Linked DNA regions of Homo sapiens: region 1 is linked to region 2. Evidence: read pairs that join two places in POLR2A ChIA-PET (ENCODE). Cell type or tissue: Caco-2. All regions are shown on one strand. Links, peaks and the distances in the headings refer to the core of each region. The heading gives the core; the rest is flanking DNA.

The links. ChIA-PET counts read pairs that join two places held together with the same protein. Peaks named below come from ENCODE experiments on the same cell type or tissue, not always from the same donor. Only the 100,000 strongest peaks of a DNase experiment are listed, where the experiment ranks them.
Region 1: POLR2A ChIA-PET joins it to region 2 with 5 read pairs; 2 of 35 experiments call an interaction of 5 or more read pairs at or near these places.

Annotation. Positions count from the first base shown.
Region 1 is chr18:22,094,767-22,103,098 of GRCh38, forward strand. It overlaps LOC124904259 (a long non-coding RNA gene), which reads left to right. Exons shown (of 2, transcript XR_007066304.1): 2 at 3,605-4,020. Among named protein-coding and RNA genes, the nearest start is that of GATA6-AS1, 70 kb to the right of the region's middle. RefSeq lists a silencer at 2,233-2,442. In Caco-2, for the core only: no CTCF peak of the experiment used is centred there; a DNase peak (open chromatin) is centred at 3,894.
Region 2 is chr18:22,040,255-22,048,586 of GRCh38, forward strand. It overlaps the pseudogene RNU7-17P. Among named protein-coding and RNA genes, the nearest start is that of LINC01900, 63 kb to the left of the region's middle. In Caco-2, for the core only: no CTCF peak of the experiment used is centred there; DNase peaks (open chromatin) are centred at 4,377, 4,747 and 5,187; H3K4me3 peaks cover 1,518 bases.

The sequences.
Region 1 (8,332 bases), core at 41-8,040, 55 kb after region 2:
CAATTAAGTCAAGACAGTAGCATCTTGTTCCCCTTGCAGTGAGCCCTGATAAAATTGCCTGTCCAGGGGAAGGAAAGCATTTCATTATTTCACCTTTGAAAAAGGATAATCCTTTCTGTATTTCCTCTCTGGGGGAGGGCGTCCTTTGTTCTTTTGCCTCTGACCCATAGCTACTTCTCACATTCAGCTTTGGGGTAAAGAACTTGGAATTTTTTTCAAGTGCGTGATTAAATGACTGAGTTATTAGACAAGGGAGGACCAATCTCAGGGATTCTGTAATTAATAAAACCAGGAGTGATACCATGGGGACCTCACAGGATCCTCATTCCAGGCTGGGGTTGTGAATACACTGGAAGTTCCCCTCTGTCCCTGAGGGATTCCTGGGTGGGCCCCTCAGCAGTGACTCTTTTTTTTTTTTTTTTTTTTTTGAGACAGAACCTCGTTCTCTCACCCAGGCTGGAAGTGCAATGGCACAATCCTGGCTCGTTGCAACTTCCGCCCCCACCCCAGGTTCAAGCGATTCTCCTGCCTCAGCCTCCCAGTTAGGTGGGATTACAAGTGTGCACCACCACCACGCCTGGCTTATTTTTGTGTTTTTAGTAAAGATGGGGTTTTACCATGTTGGCCAGGCTGGTCTCGAACTCCTGACCTCAGGTGATCTGCCTGCCTCAGCCTCCCAAAGTGCTGGAATTACAGGTGTGAAACACCGCGCCTGGCCTCAGCACTGACTCTTGCTCAGCATTGACTCATGGGCAGATATGAAACTCTGGAGAAGACCTTTTAGATTCAGAAGGACACCAGCTACCACTCCAATGCTCTTACTGCAGGATAGAAAGTAGTCAGGGAAGTCATTGCTTTCCAGAATCACTAAACTTGGAAACTGGGAAGGATCTCAAAGCTCATCAAGCCCAGTGTCTCCGTTTTACAGCTGAGGAAGCTGAGGCTGGAGCCGCCTGAGTGACTTTCCCGAGGTGGAACCACGAGTCAGCTGAATGAGTCTAATACGCCCCGCAGCACAGCAGGGTACATTCCCCATATGTGGCAGGCTCCACTGGCCAGGCACAGTGGCTCACGCCTGTAATCCCAATACTTTGGGAGGCTGAGGTGGGAAGATCTCTTGAGCCCAGGAGTTTGGTACCCACTTGGACAACATAGTGAGACCCCTTCTCAGAAGAAACAAAAGTGTTATAGGGCCCAGGAATGTTAGAAAACAAAAGGGAAAGAGGCCGGGCGCAGTGGCTCATGCCTGTAATCCCAGCACTTTGGGAGGCCAAGGTGGGTGGGTCGCTTGAGATCAGGAGTTCGAGACCAGCCGGGCAACATGGTGAAACCCTGTCTCTACTAAAAATCCTAAAATTAGCTGGGTGTGGTGGTGCATGCCTATAATCCCAGCTACTTGGGAGGCTGAGGCAGGAGAATTGCTTGAACCTGGGAGGTGGAGGTTGCAGTGAGCAAAGATTGTGCCACTGCACTCCAGCCTGGGTGACAGAGAGAGATTCTGTCTCAAAAAAGTAAATCAATAAAAGGGAGAGTTAGAAAACCTGCCTCACATAGTTCCTCAAGTCATTGTGTTCTCAGCCTGGTCAGGAAGTTCCAAGCATCCTTTTACCAGTCTTCAAAGTTGTTTTAATCATGAACCATCTTTCACTGAGGAATGAAAGCCTTCCTTGTACCAGTGAAGAATGCTATTTTACTATCCTCCTCCTCTGGGGTGATCTTTTCTTTCAGGTAAAATTCAAGGACCTCGCCTTTTCTTAGAAGGGTCAATGATGAAGAGTGTCTTTTCCCAACTTTGGTTATCACCTTGCTATGGTCTCACTTCCGAAGGAGTGGTAGAATCAGGCTTCAGGATTCTCTGCTGGCCACCGGTTCTCCTCTCATCATTCTGGGCACTGGGGGGCAGGTGACCCAAAAGGAAAAATGGAAACTGGTTCTCATCCCACTGTAGAGGGAAAATTTTCTGGGAACAGACTGGGCGTATTTTGCCTACTATTGATATTTTAATGGGAGCAACAGCTTTCCTGAGGACCTGACCATAGGCATCAGTGTCAACTAACACTGTGGTGTGAGTGTCCAGAAAGGTTAGTTTTTGTTTGTTTGTTTGTTTGTTTTGAGATGGAGTCTCACTCTGTTGCCCAGGCTGGAGTACAGTGGTGCAATCATAGCTCATTGTAGCTTTGAACTCCCGGACTCGAGTGATCCTCCCACCTCAACTTCCCAAGTAGCTGGGACTACAGGCATGTGCCATCATACTCGGCTAATTTTTGTATTTTTTGCAGAGACAAGGTCACTCAACGTAGCCCAGGCTGGTCTCAAGCTCCTGGGCTCAAGTGATCCTCCTACTTCGGACTCCTAAAGTGCTAGAACTATAGATGTGAGCCACCGTGCCCAGCCAAGGTTGATTTTTGAATATGCAATTGATTGGGAGGCTTAATAATACTAGTGAGGGTGCAGTGTGTGCATGTGTGTGTGTGTGTGTGTGTGTGTTTAGTGCAGAGTAGGGAGGAGGATACTGGCCTGGCCCTCGACTAAATCTTTTGGGCAGGACATTTATTGGAAATGTTATGGGATGCGTGTGGAGCTTATAGAATTACCTGTCTAATAGCGGAAGTTCTTTGAGCTGGCAAGCCTCAGAAATCAAGTCCCTAGGGCTGCCCCACTCAGCCCTCAGTACTTTAGTCACAGCATGCTTGCTGCCCACGATTTGGAGAATATTTTGAGCCCTCCTAGAGTATTGATCTACTTCTCATGATTCTGTCTGGCAGTGCACACTTATGCATTTCCTTGTCCCGGGGTCCTTCTCCTCTGTTTCTGAAATGAAAGGGGGACAGGGGTTGTTAGGCCATGAAGACTTCCCCATCTTTTATTCTTTACAGTTCTCTCTCATCCAAAAATGATAAAATATCAGAGATCCAAATTTTACTTTTATTTGGAGTTAAAATAATTTTGATACTTTTGATATTAAGAGGATAGTAAAGAATAAAAGATGGAGAAGGCTTCTTCCTCCAAATTCCCAGATCCCCTTTTACCTCAGAAGCAGAGCAGAGGGACCCCAAGATAGGGAAATGGGTGAGTACACACTGGCACTGCCAGGCAGAATCACAGAGCTGGAGGGAACACGTGCGTGACTGTCCATTCATCATCCTAGCCTTGACCTCTTCATTCCTCAGACTTCTCCAGAAAGGAAAACAGCAGTGGTGGGAAGGGCTGAGGGGAGGTCAGGGGGCAGTTAGGGAAGGGGTGATGAGGGCTATTTCTTGGACACTCCTAGCACAGGCAGTGGCAAGAGCACCAAATCGCTCTGAAGTATGGACTGAGCTGTTACCATTCATTAGAGGCCTGTGTGAGGATCCAAATAGCCTAACTGGAGTTGATTGACTCTCCTGACAGGTATAACCACTCCAATTTTCTTTCTTTTCGTTCTTTCTTGAGAGTCGGGGTCTCATTCTGTCACCCAGGCTGGAATGCAGTGGTGTGATCATAGCTCACTGCAGCCTCAAATTCCTGGGCTCAAGCAATCCTCCCACGTCAGCCTCCTGAGTAGCTGGGACTACAGGCACATGCCACCATGCTTGGCTAATTTATTTTGTTTTATTTTTTACAGAGATGAGAATCTGTCTATGTTGCCCAGGCTGGTCTCCAACTCCTGACTTCAAGCAATCCTCCTGCCTCAGCCTCCCAAAGTGCTGGGATTACAGGCATGAGCCACAGTGCCCAGCCCCACTCCCATTTTCTGAATCTTTCAGAATTTCAGATTGCCTTAAACTGCCCAAAAAAGCTGCTATAAAACCTCAACATATCGCTGCTGCACAAAACCACCCAAACCATCTTCAGACCTCTGCCCTCTGGCATGTGAGTGGCCTGCATTTCAGGAGGTGAAAGATCAGACCTTTGTTATTTGTTAAAGCACTCAGCAACCCAGAACTAAACATGCACGCCGATGTTGATTTGAGAACTAAAGGATATCTTTCAAGTCCAATAAATGTGATAAAAATAAACAACATCCTTTCATAAATTTCATGGAGCATGGCTCTGTGTTTATCTTGTGTCATGTACTTGAGATTACCCCATTGGGGGAAGAAAACACTTGATGAATGCAGGGAGTCTATTTTGTAATCTGCAGTGGTTGGAAAATATTTTCCTACTTCCTACCATGCCCTTTTTTGGCTTCTCTAAGGAAGTTATTAATGGTGCACTTTACAGTATTAGAATGCAGCAGCTTCTAATGAGAAATCCAAAAGATTCCTAGGTTGCAGCCACCCTCCTATGTGGTAGCTGCTTATAAAACGATTCCATGTTCTTTTTTCTTCTACCCAGTGGCTGAAGAGTTTTACTTGGGGTATTATGATATCTGAGAATAACAACAACAGTAGTAATAACAAAAACAATAATACTAATAATACTAACCAATGCGTCTAACACATATCGAAGTGCTAGACAAAGCACTTTTTAAAACTTTATTTTTTTAAGACAGAGTCTCACTCTGGAGTGCAGTGGCATCATCTCAGCTCACTGCAACCTCTGCCTCCTGGATTCAAGCAATTCTCCTGCCTCAGCCTCCTGAGTAGCTGGTATTACAGGCGTGTGCCACCACGCCTGGCTAATTTTTGCATTTTTAGTAGAGATGGGGTTTCACCATGTTGGCCAGGCTGGTCTCAAACTCCTGGCCTCAAGTGATCCGCCTGCCTCGGCCTCTCAAAGGGCTGGGGTTACAGGCATGAGCCACTGCACCTGGCCTTTATAAACTTATTTAGCCACACAATCTTATGAGGTAGGAACCGTTGTCATTCTCATTTTACTCATCAGAACCTGAGACTCTGAGGTTGTGTCTTGTTACAGGTCATACAGCTGATAAACAGTGGAAGATGGGATTTAAGCAGTTCTTACTCCCTTGATTGAATGAATACATCAGCTGTGACTCAGTTGTGAAGCACATCCATCTTATTCATTTATCTGTTGAGCTTGAATATAAAATGTAATAGAGCATCTACTGGAACTGGGTATTGTTCTAAGCACTGGAGATGCTGGGACAAAGCAGACAAAACCCCTACCCTGGTGGAGCTTACAGTCTAGTGAGGTCTAGTGTGATGAAATCTAAACTCAACAAAACAAAGATCAACTAAATACCAACTGAATGGTGGAGATGATATGGCGAAAAATAAAGAAATGAACATAGAGGATATGAGAGCAGGGGCTGCAATTTTAAATATGGCAGTCTGAGGAGGCTTCATTAAGAAGGTGAGATTCCAAGAAAGAGCTGAAGGAGGTGAGGGAGTGAGCCATATGGCTACCTGGGGGCAGAACCATCCAGGGCAGATAGAACATGCAAAGGCCCTGGGGTAGGGCTATGCTTGGCATATTGGAGGAACCATGAGGAGACCAGTGTGGCTGCAGAAGGACCGAGCAAGGAGGAGCACAACAGATGAGGGGAGAGAGGCTGGAGGGTACAGAGCCTTTTCTTGCAGGCCTTGTAGAGGCTGCACCTTTTCTCAGGATGGGGTCGGGGGATTGGAGGGTTTTGAGCAGAGAAGTGACATGATCTGACCTAACTTTTATTTATTTATTTATTCATTTATTTATTTTTCTGAGATGGAGTTTCACTCTAGTTGCTCAGGCTGGAGTGCAATGGCACGATCTCTGCTCACTGCAACCTCCACCTCCTGGGTTCAAGCCATTCTCCTGCCTCAGCCTCGCTAGTAACTGGGATTACAGGAGTGCACCACCATGCCTGGCTAATTTTTGTATTTTTACTAGAGACGGGGTTTTGCCATGTTGTCCAGGTTGGTCTCGAACTCCTGACCTCAGGTGATCCGCCTTGGCCTCCCAAAGTGCTGGGATTACAGGCGTGAGCCACCGCGCCCGGCCTAACCTAAGTTTTAAAAGGATCACTCTGGCTGCTGTGTGGAGATGGACACCAGAGGGACAGAGTAGAAGCCAGGAGCCCAGTTAGGAGACTTGCAGAAAACCAGGTAGGAGGTAGTGGTGGCTTTGACCAGATCAGGAACGCTGCAAGGGATGAGGAGTAGTTGGGTTCAGAAAATAAATAGAAGCAAACTCGAATTTGCTGATGGATTTGTGAGGTGTGAGATGGAGAGAGGCGTTACAATGTCTCTGAGGTTTTCATTTTAGGTGAATCCAGGACAGGGGTTATTAGGAATGACTTAAAATCAAACTAGGAATGTATTTTACTGAGGAAAAGATCATAGAGGCTTGAGAAGGGAAAAGTGGAGAGAGAGCACCCACACTTCTATTTCTAATCAGTCTGAAAAATGAGGTTTTAGGAAATTCTCAACACAATGAAAAGATAAATGTTTGAGGTGATGGATAGATGGATATACCAGTTGCCTTAATATGTTCATTATGCATTGTATGCAGGTATCAAAATATCACATGTGCCCCCCATGTGCTTTTTTTTTTTTTTTTTGAGACAGAGCCCAGAGCTTCACTCTTTCGCCAGGCTGGCGTGCAGTGGTGTCATCACAGCTCACTGCAGCCTTGACTTCCCAGACTCAGGTGATCCTCCCACCTCAGCCTCCCAAGTAGCTGGGACCACAAATGTGTGCCACTACACTCAGCTAATTTTTTGTAGAGAGGGAGTTTCACCATGTTACCCAGGATGGTCTCAAACTCCTGGGTTCAAGTAGCTGGCCCGCCTTGGCCTCCCAAAGTGCTGGGATTACAGGAGTGAACCACTGTGCCCAGCCAGTACAACTCTTATATGTCAATTTTTAAAAAAAGAAATGAAAATTGAGGCTTCCATGAGCAACTTTTAACTTTTACCCATGCAGCCAGCTCCCTGACAAGCAGGAGCTCCTGAAGGGGCATGTCCAACAGTATACATGGTGGATGCAAAGGAACAAAAGTTTATCCTGCATGGTAGAACATTCTACAAAAATAAGGTATTTTTCTAGTCTGTTTTCTACTGGAGAAAATCTTTTCTAACCTAGCCTGAGGGAAGAACACTTGTCATAAACCATCATTTTGCAGGAACCTACAATTGTGACCGAATGGGGACAGGCCAGTTAGTGGATTATGGAGGTGAATATTCCAAGGGTGAGGGTGGATCCTGAGATATGCAAAGTCTGGCTTCTAATGCAGATATGCTTATCAGACCGGAATCCTGCAGGTTCCGAGAGGAAGTAGAAATAAGGGATAAGGAAGAGTTAGTGGTCTCTGAACGGAGACAGGAGGTGGGGGGGTATTGTTGTCTACCCTGGGAGGCCTAATCTAAGGGCCACTGATGACACTACAGATGAAGACTGCAAAAAACCAAGGCCTGGGGTGAGGGAGGGAGGGCCAGCATCCCCATGGACCAAGGTCATTTGGGGATTAGAAAATGAAATCATTATAGGATTTCCAGGAAATGCTCTTCTTCTGTCCGCACTCCCACCCTCACCTACCAAGGTGCGCTAGACTGTCATATTGTTGTTAAAATAAATTAACCTCTTTGAGGGTATTGGAAGAATTCATTCCTTGACACTTTGTTGGGATAATTGCAAAACTCCTCTGGGGTTTGGAAATCTCTGGGAAGACCAGTGGTCTTGGGTATAATGATAAAAAGAACATATCTTTACAGAATGCTTGTTATAGACCAGGCTCCGGGACAGGCAGCGGAAGTGCACTTTACAATGTAATCCTCACACAATCTCAGGAGACAAGTACCATTATTATCCATATTTTGCAAATAAAGAAATAGAGAACCAGGCACAGTGGCATGCCCCTGTAGTCCCAGCTACTTGGGAGGCTGAAGTGGGAGGATCGATTAAGCCCAGAAGTTTGAGGCTGCAGTCAGCTATGATCATGTTACTGCACATCAGCCTGGATGACAGAGTGAGACTCTATCTCTAAAACAAACAAACAAATACATAAATATGTACATAAAATAGTTTTTTTAAAAAAGAAGAAGACAACTTGAAGAAACAAGTAATTTGCCCAATCTCACCGAGCCAGTGACAGGCAGATCTGAGTGCCTGACCTCCATGCAGTTGACTCTATAACCTGTCCTCTCAGCCAGTGTGGAGTCCAGGCAGGGGACACATAAAAGAGGGACCAAAGGGCTTTTTGGGAAGGAAGCATTTCTTTGTCCTACATTCTCAGAATTGAGCCACAAAAGGCTGAAGGCCAGTTAATGTTGATTTCAAATTAAGGACTCATTCGTTTTCTCAACCTCTCACTTACAAAGAAACACCTACATTCTTCCTTCTTGAAGTTATTTGATTTTCACATTATACTTTAAGGGATATCCGCTATTTACCCAATGCTTTCCTGTTCAGTCTTTTCAGACTACGAATCTTGTATATTTTATATACACAAAGGTGACTTTTCCTTCCTT
Region 2 (8,332 bases), core at 45-8,044:
CCAGCTACTTGGGAGGCTGAGGCATGAGAATCACTTGAACTGGGAGGTGGAGGTTGCAGTGAGCCAAGATCTCACCACTGCATTCCAGCCTAGGTGACAGAGACTCCATCTCAAAAAAAGACAGAGAGAGAGAGATTATTTTGCGATTTTTTTTTAAAGCTTATCAACTATCTCTAGTGTTAGTGTATTTTATGTGTGACCCAAGACAATTCTTCTTCCATTGTGACCCAGGGAAGCCAAAAGATTGGACACCCCAGATCTAGATGTTTGAAATGTCCTTTTGGCTGGTCTACTATTTCCCAAATCTTCTTTAACTAAGCTATCATCAGCACAGCTGCCAAATAGATCTTTCCAGAATGCGGTTTTGATAATGTCGCTCCTCAGCTTCAAAACTCTTTAGTGGCTCAACATTACCTTCTAGATAAAGATCAGACTCTCCGACTTGGCACCAGGTCCCTGTGTTGGCTTGGGCCACATGCCCCTTTGCCCTTTGTACTTTAGCAATAAAGAGCTCTTATTTTATGTCTGGCTTTTTCTCCTATATGATGGCAATCTCATTGAAACAATTTGTTTACACACCTGCCTTCCTTGCTAGACTATGAAGCACTTGAGGGCAGGAACTCTGTTTAGCTTGTTGCAGCCTTTCACACAGGGCCTGGCATGAAGTCCGTACAGTCATTCATTTCATAAGCGTAAAGATAGATGGGAATATCTCCCATCACGTGCCCACATTCTTGCATATATTAAAATGTCATGTTCCTTTGTCGGAATCTCTTAGTAATTTTAAACTGGAGATCAGGAGTACCACATTTTAGGACAATACTGAATGCTGACCACTTGGGAGTTGCTTTCCAAAGTGAAGAATGACTGTAAATTAAAATGCCGGCATCTGGCCAGGTGCGGTAGCTCATGCCTGTAATCCCGCACTTTGGGAGGATGAGGTGGGTGGATCACCTGTGGTCGTGAGTTTGAGACCAGCCTGGCCAACATGGTGAAACGCTGTCTTTACTAAAAATACAAAAATTAGCCAGGTGTGGTGGTGCACACCTGTAATCCTAGCTACTTGGGAGGCTAAGGCACGAGAATCTCTTGAACCCGGGAGGTGGAGGTTGCAGTGAACCTAGATGGCACCACTGCACTCCAGCCTGGGCAACAGTGCAAGTCTCCATTTCAAGAAAGCAAGACAAAAGAAAACCAAAAAAATGCCGGCATCTGAAACACTTACATGAAAGTAATCCTGTTTCATGCTCAGTTGTCCATTTTGCTCTTGGAACATGAGATAGATCAAGTGACAAGGCTTTGGGGGGTCGTTTAGGCTGCTGTGAGAGGAGGATAAAGAGACCGGCAGTGAGAGAGAAGCCTGTCCAAAACAGAATTCATGGTTTTGCCACCAACTTCTTGACCCACCCACAGGCCTCTTGTCAGTTAACAGCATCACAGGAAGGCCAGTCTCCTCTCGGCTTTCTCCCCTCACACCCTGTGTGCCAGCCCCTCAGAACTTTCCTGAGTTCATGAGAACACCCTGGACACCATCATATGTCCCTGCTTTGGTATGGATCAACAATGTTCTTCCATTGACCCTTGATTTGGTGGGTTCTGCATTCCTCTTTACTGTGTGTGTACACACGTGCATGGGTGTGTACATGTCTGCATGTGTGCATATCTGTGTTTTTACCCTCCTTGATCCTGATCAACTGCCTCCTCATCCATGGAGTTTTCTCACCTCCTCCAGGAAGAATCAGTCCCTTGTTACTATACCTTGTTGAGACAGTTCACATGCTGATTATTTGTCTTTGTATGAACTGTGGGTCCCCATCACATAGGGGCTGTGTTTACTTTTTCCTGAAAGGTGCCCCCCACCCTAGCACAGTGCTTGGCACAGAGTATGCCTTAATCACTACATAAATGTTAGTGTTAAAGCCACTCGCTCACTCACTTACTCTGCTCTTTCATTCGATCAGCCACTACCAGGTGGCTGGTATCCAGTTTTCCTAACCTCCCTCCCCATCCCGTGAAAGGACTTTGCAGACAGAAACCCTTTCTTTTCTTTCTTTTTAATTTTTTAATTTTTTTTTTTTGAGACAGAGTCTTGCTCTGTTGCCCAAGCTGGATTGCAGTGGCTGCGATCTTGGCTCACTGCAAGCTCTGCCTCCCGGGTTCATGCCATTCTCCTGCCTCAGCCTCCCAAGTAGCTGGGACTACAGGTGCCCACCACCACGCCCGGCTAATTGTTCTGTATTTTTAGTAGAGATGGGATTTCACGGTATTAGCCAGGATGGTCTCGATCTCTTGACCTCATGATCCGCCCGCCTCAGCCTCCCAGAGTGCTGGGATTACAGGCCTGAGCCACCGTGCCTGTCTCTTTTTAATTTTTTTTAAGGTGGAGTCTCACTGTCACCCGGGCTGCAGGGCGGTGGCACAATCTCAGCTCACTGCAACCTCCGCCTCCTGGGTTCAAATGTTTCTCCTGCCTCAGCCTCCTGAGTAATTGGGATTACAGGCACACGCCACCATACTTGGCTAATTTTTTGTATTTTTAGTAGAGAGGGGGTTTCACCATTTTGGCCAGGCTAGTCTGGAACTCCTAACCTCAAGTGATCCTCCCGCCTTGGCTCCCCAAAGTGCTGGGATTACAGGCGTGAACCACCGTGCCTGGTCAACAAACGGAAACCCTTTCTGAGGTCTGTGCCAGGCCTAAAGTGTTATCTCTCCTTGCCTGCCATCAACCCCTACGTTCCTTCCTGAACAAAGTTATTTCTTTTTCCCTCTTTCCTTCTTTAGAACAATGCCCCTGTCTATCTTTCTATTTGGATTACCCCTGTATAAAAACCAGGTGTGCTCTGAGGGTGGTCTTTTGGAGAAGGATAATCAAAACTCTCCAAGATGAGCCTACTGATGATGTCCAAGACTATGGTCTCCATATTAAGAAAAAGTCTCACTGGTTCTATCTTTTATTCTGCAGTAGCATCTCTTCCTCAAAGATGAGCCAGCCGTCATTTGAAGAGGAGGAAAGACTGGATTGGGGAAGAATCTGGGGCAAAATGAAGCCAAATTGAGAACGAGGAGAAAAGAAGATGCTAAGGCCGCAGATAAGGAGGTCTTGAGTGTTACAGCTCTTTTTGAATTTGTCTAGCATGCTTTCTGCTTTTTACTGGAAAGTGCCCCCCCCCAAAAAAATAAAAACGAATAAATAAAAAAGAAAGATTTAAAAAATAAAAGAGAAAGAAGGGCCTGGGAATTGTGGCTGCTCAGAGGACACCCAGCTCTGAGTTCAGTAGACTCTGATGAAGTGCCGCTTCTGCTTATGGTTGTCCCTTCCCATCTATCCTGGTTCTGTTTATCCTGTCTCATATCTCTCAGGATAGTCAGGGCAGCTTCCCCTGTTCTCTTGCCACTGGCTCCAACAACCTGCCTGTCACACATTCTATCTTTTGCTTCTTCAAAATATCTCTAAGATTGACTCTTCCTTTCCTCTCTCCATCAAGTTCCATCTCCCGGGCTGATCCTGCTCCTCTGCGATACGTTCTGCAGATGGTCCTGTGTGGCCCAGTCTTCCAAATGCACCTCTTCAGGGATGCCCATCCTCAGTTAGAGAAACGTGAGTGACCTCGAGGCCCTGCAGGGGGTTCTTCCTTCTGACTCGGCATACTTATTTCTCACTGCACCCGAAAGGAAACCCCTCAATGCAGTTTTTAGAGCTGTCTCCAGTCCCCAGTCTCTTCCTGACCCTGCATTCCTGCACTGGCTGAGATAAACCTTTCTCCTCCTCACTTAATCTGCCACTTAATCTGCATCCTGCCATCCATGAGAGGACTCCAACCCAGGCTGAAGTCTCCTTCTTTGCTTGCATATTAAATGAGCCTGCCATTGCTGGGCATGTCTCTATCCTCTTGCTGGTTAAAATGGTGTTGCTTTCAGCCAAAAGCCTTTGAAAACTTCACAGAGCCATGTCATCTGTCACATACATTGCAAAGAGCAAAACTGGTCAAAGTTAAAGCAAATTTAGTCATTTAGCATAGGGTTGTTTTTGAATGATCCCAGGGATGTTAGTTTTGTCCCCCCACCTCCCAATTTGCTACTGCTGCTGGGGTGTCTGTGAGCCTCTCACAGCGTGTTATTTAGGGCTGGGCTCAGGGGCGGGGGGAGACGCTCACTACACACACGCTAATTGACTTATTGAGTTAGTCATTTGGTCTTTGACAAACATTTATTTACTGCCTACAGAGAAGGCTCAAGTCGATTTTTACTTATCTTCCCAAATGGCACCAAAATTCAACAAGAGCCACCCAACACCTAGGAAAGGACTTTGACCAATGAAAGCAACTTGAGAACAGGTTTTGCTGCCTTCAGCTCACCTTGAGCAGGGGCCAAGCTCAGTGCGTTGGGAAGAGGCACAAAGAGCTCACTTGCTGCATGCTGTTTGTTCAGAAATAGCCTTCCTGAAGCATGAGTCTATTGGTGAGAACTCAGCCTTACAAAGTCAACACAAGGCTTCTGGCTGATGCTCCAGGACACTGGGCTGCTGATGCCTTCCACGCAGATCCAGAACTTCTTGTCCTCTGGGTTCACAATTTCACAGCACAGGGAGTCAGTCCTGGCTTGGCCTCTCCCTCTCACAGACCTGTGGTCAGGGTTTGTGGCCAACTGTAGGGCTTCCTTAAGGGAAGGGGTTTGTAAACCCATTTCTCTAAGTGACCTCCCTGAGCTGCAGCCTTCGGGCTGGTTCTCTCCTCTCTGCATGGCTGTAGCTCTCTGGGGCTGAACATCCCAGTAGCCAAGTGGACAAGTAGACTCTGAGAGGTGGCTATTGAGGCAGAGTAAGGGACTAGTGGGAATCTCTATTGGCAACAGAAATGCAAACGTACCTTCAGGTCAGGTTTAAAGGCCTAGTCAATGATTACATATTTTTATTATTTACCTAGTAAAAATTCCCTTGAGAGGGAGAGAGAAAGAGGAGAGAAAGAAAGAGAGAGAGAGAGAGAGAGAGAGAGAGACAGGTGCTTGATTCTCCACCTCCAAATTTTAGGGTCTATTCAGAGCTTTTGTGGCCATGTGGGGACATCTGTGATCTCTGGCTTCTGGGCTGGGCTCACTCAGAGCAGGGCAATCCAATGGTAGGCCTAAGACTTGTAGACCTTAGCCTGGGAGAGGTTCTGCTTCAAGCAGAAAATGTGGAGCCACAGAGAGGCTGCAGCTCAACAAGGTAATTCTCCCAGCCTCCAGATGACAAAGGTTGCATTTACACCTGGCCAGGAGGTTTAATCATCTACCTTTTCCAAACACAGCAGGCTAACAACCGGCTGGGCCGAAAATCATAAATTAAAAAAAAAAAATCACCAATAAGAGACAGTACAACGGGAAGGAGGAGAAAAGTGGCTCAGTGTCCTTGCTCTAGAGGAGGAACCCCTAGGTTTAACCCCTAGTGGGACCCCTGGGTGGGGAGCCATGAGTGAAGGTCCCACGTGGGAGCCTTTGATGAGAGACTGAGCCAGTGTTCCCCACGCCAGCATGAACAGCACAGTTGCCACAAATCCCATGAAAAAATGGCCCCCTGTGGGCCAGGGTTGTCTGTCTCACCATGGCTGTGGAGAAAGAAGTCTCTGCCATTAAGATCTTCCCCTGGGGGCTTGCAGGGAGGACTGTGCCATGTTACCGGTTCTTTTATGTCTTTGCTTTCTTGTTAGAGACCAGGCTGTCTTTTTGTCACCAAATCAGGCAGACTGGCGTAGCAATTACATGCTTCCACCTCATGTCAGACTACCTGTGTTCAAATCTCAGCTCCATCATTCACCTGTGGCTTCGGGCAAACAGCCTCAGCTCTCCAAGCCTTGGCTTCCCCATTTATATAATAGGGATGGTAATAGTACTTGCCTTATAGAATATCGTTGGGGTTAAATGACATAAAGTGTCATTATTATTATTTCATGGAAAAATGCAATTCAGGGGACTCAGAGATAGCTTTAGCTGTGGGTTGATGGTATCTGGGTTCGATGCATTTTAACCAGAATGATGACAGATTTATGTGTAGCAGAGACTTGGGGACGCTGGTGTCCACAGGACGGTGGTTACACATTAATTTTTCACATATGAATCTGATCACACCAAGAAAGCCACAGAACTCCATCAATGAATAGGATCTTCATAATAAAGTTTTAATGGCAAAGGCAAGATCAATCCTTTAGGTAATTAGCAATAAATAGTATTGGATGTCTATACACAAGACACTCTGGTCAGTGCAGGGGACCTAGCAGAATTGGATCCAGGCTCTCCTCTCTCAATAAATTTACCATCTTGATAGGGGGACAAGACATACATGTAATTAGCTAGATAGCAACTCAAGATAACATATGTCAAATGCCAAATGAGTTGTATTGTAGAGCAAATGTATTTGTGTCTTATCTCTTCCACTCACTCCCTGAAGACAGAAACCACATCTGTCTTGCTCATGATATGTCCTCTGCGCACATCTGCATTATTGCCGAGGCTCCCTGAATACTTACTTTGGCCCAGGCACTGTTCTCAGTGCTTCATAGGCATTAGCTCTTTTAAGCTTATCACATAGACTATGATGTAGATACTGTCATCAGCCCATTTTCAGGATGGGAAAAGTGGGTGAGAGAGAAATGCAAAAACTTGCTCAAAGGCACATGGGAACACCTGTTACCACTCTGCAGTGTCCATTGCACATACTAGTAACTTTCCCCAGCTGCCCCCTCCAGTGCCTAGTGCCGTACCTGGCACAAGGGATGGGGAAATGCATTTCTGGGGAGCCCGCCAATGTTCCAGATGCTGCTAGGCACTTAACGTGGGCCTTCTCACTTCATCTTTACAAACTCCATTGAGGTAGGGACCACGATGTTCATATGAAGGAGGAAGGGGGTTCTGAGAGGCCAAGGATGTATGCAGGGTACAGGCTGGCAAAAAATGCTTCCTGGGCCAGGCACGGTGGCTCATACCTGTAATCCTAGCACTTTGGGAGGTGGGAGGATCACTTGAGTCCAGGAGTTCGAGACCAGCCTGGCCAACATGGCAAAACCCTGTGTCTACTAAAAATACAAAAAATTAGCTGGGTGCAGTGGCACATGACTGTAATCCCAGCTACTTGAGAGGCTGAGGCAGAGAATTGCTTAAACCCAGGAGGCGGAGGTTGCAGTGAGCTGAGACTGCGCCACTGCACTCCAGCCTGGGCGATGGAGTGAGACTCTGTCTCACACACACACACAAAAAGCTTCCTGAATGATTTACAAACCAATAGACTGACTTGAACTGGGACAAGTTTGGAGCTCAGAGGACTGGGGTGGTGAAGGAAGTCTTTTCCAAGAAGCAGTGTGTCCACTGGATTATGAAGGGATTGGATTTGGGTAAGCAGGAAATGCGGGAGAGAGATGGAACTGGAGTGGGAAGGCTGCACAGGAGCCTTGGCAGTGAGCTCATGCCAGCAGCCTGGCTGGAGTAAACGATATGTGCAAACAGGCTGGAACAGTGAGAATGGTAGATCAGGGACAGATTATAAGAGGACTTGAGTGCCAAGCAAAGGAGGAGAGACCCTGAAGGAACAGAATCCACAGAAATAAGCTGGCCGTGTCTTGAATGCTTAATGCTTCTGGATCTTTAACTGGGTCCAAACATTTGATAAGCCTGGCATGGCCTTTAATTTCTTCATGCTACAATTATATTGAATTACATAACATCTTTCATCAAGGCCACTGGAAAATTACACAAAACATTTGTTCCATACAGCATGGGAAAGTTTAAACGTCTTGCAGGAAAATGCCAATGTCCTTCTTTTCCTGTACTTTTGAGTTAAAGGGACATTCTGAGGTCGTACTGCCTCATTGTTGAGGAAATGGAGCAGGCAGTGAGGACCAAGGCATAAACCTTGCTGTAACCTACCAGGAGAGCTTAGTGCTGCTCCCAACTGTTCATTTCAGTGCCAGGTGCCCTGAGGTGCCAGATCCACAGCTATCTGTATCACTGCCACCAGTTTGGGTTTCTGGCTGTGTGTGTGACCTTTGACACAGCTCCTTACCACTCTGATTTTTGTTTTTCCACCTGTGGAAAAGAGGATCATAATGGTTCCACTTCCTTTGCCTACCTGGCTATGGTGATGAACGTGCTGGTGTTTGCTGAAGGCCAATGGGAACCTAGACATCACATAAGCACCTGTGCTCTGACTCTGGGTAGCACCCAGATGGTGGTGGCGGTTCTCTATTTGCTCTCATTACAAAGACAGAATCTCATTCAATGCCCAGTTCCTTTGCTTTGTCCCATTATAGTGAAGCCAGGATTATGGACGGAGGTCGGGGGATGATGGTGGCGTGGTAGAGAAAAT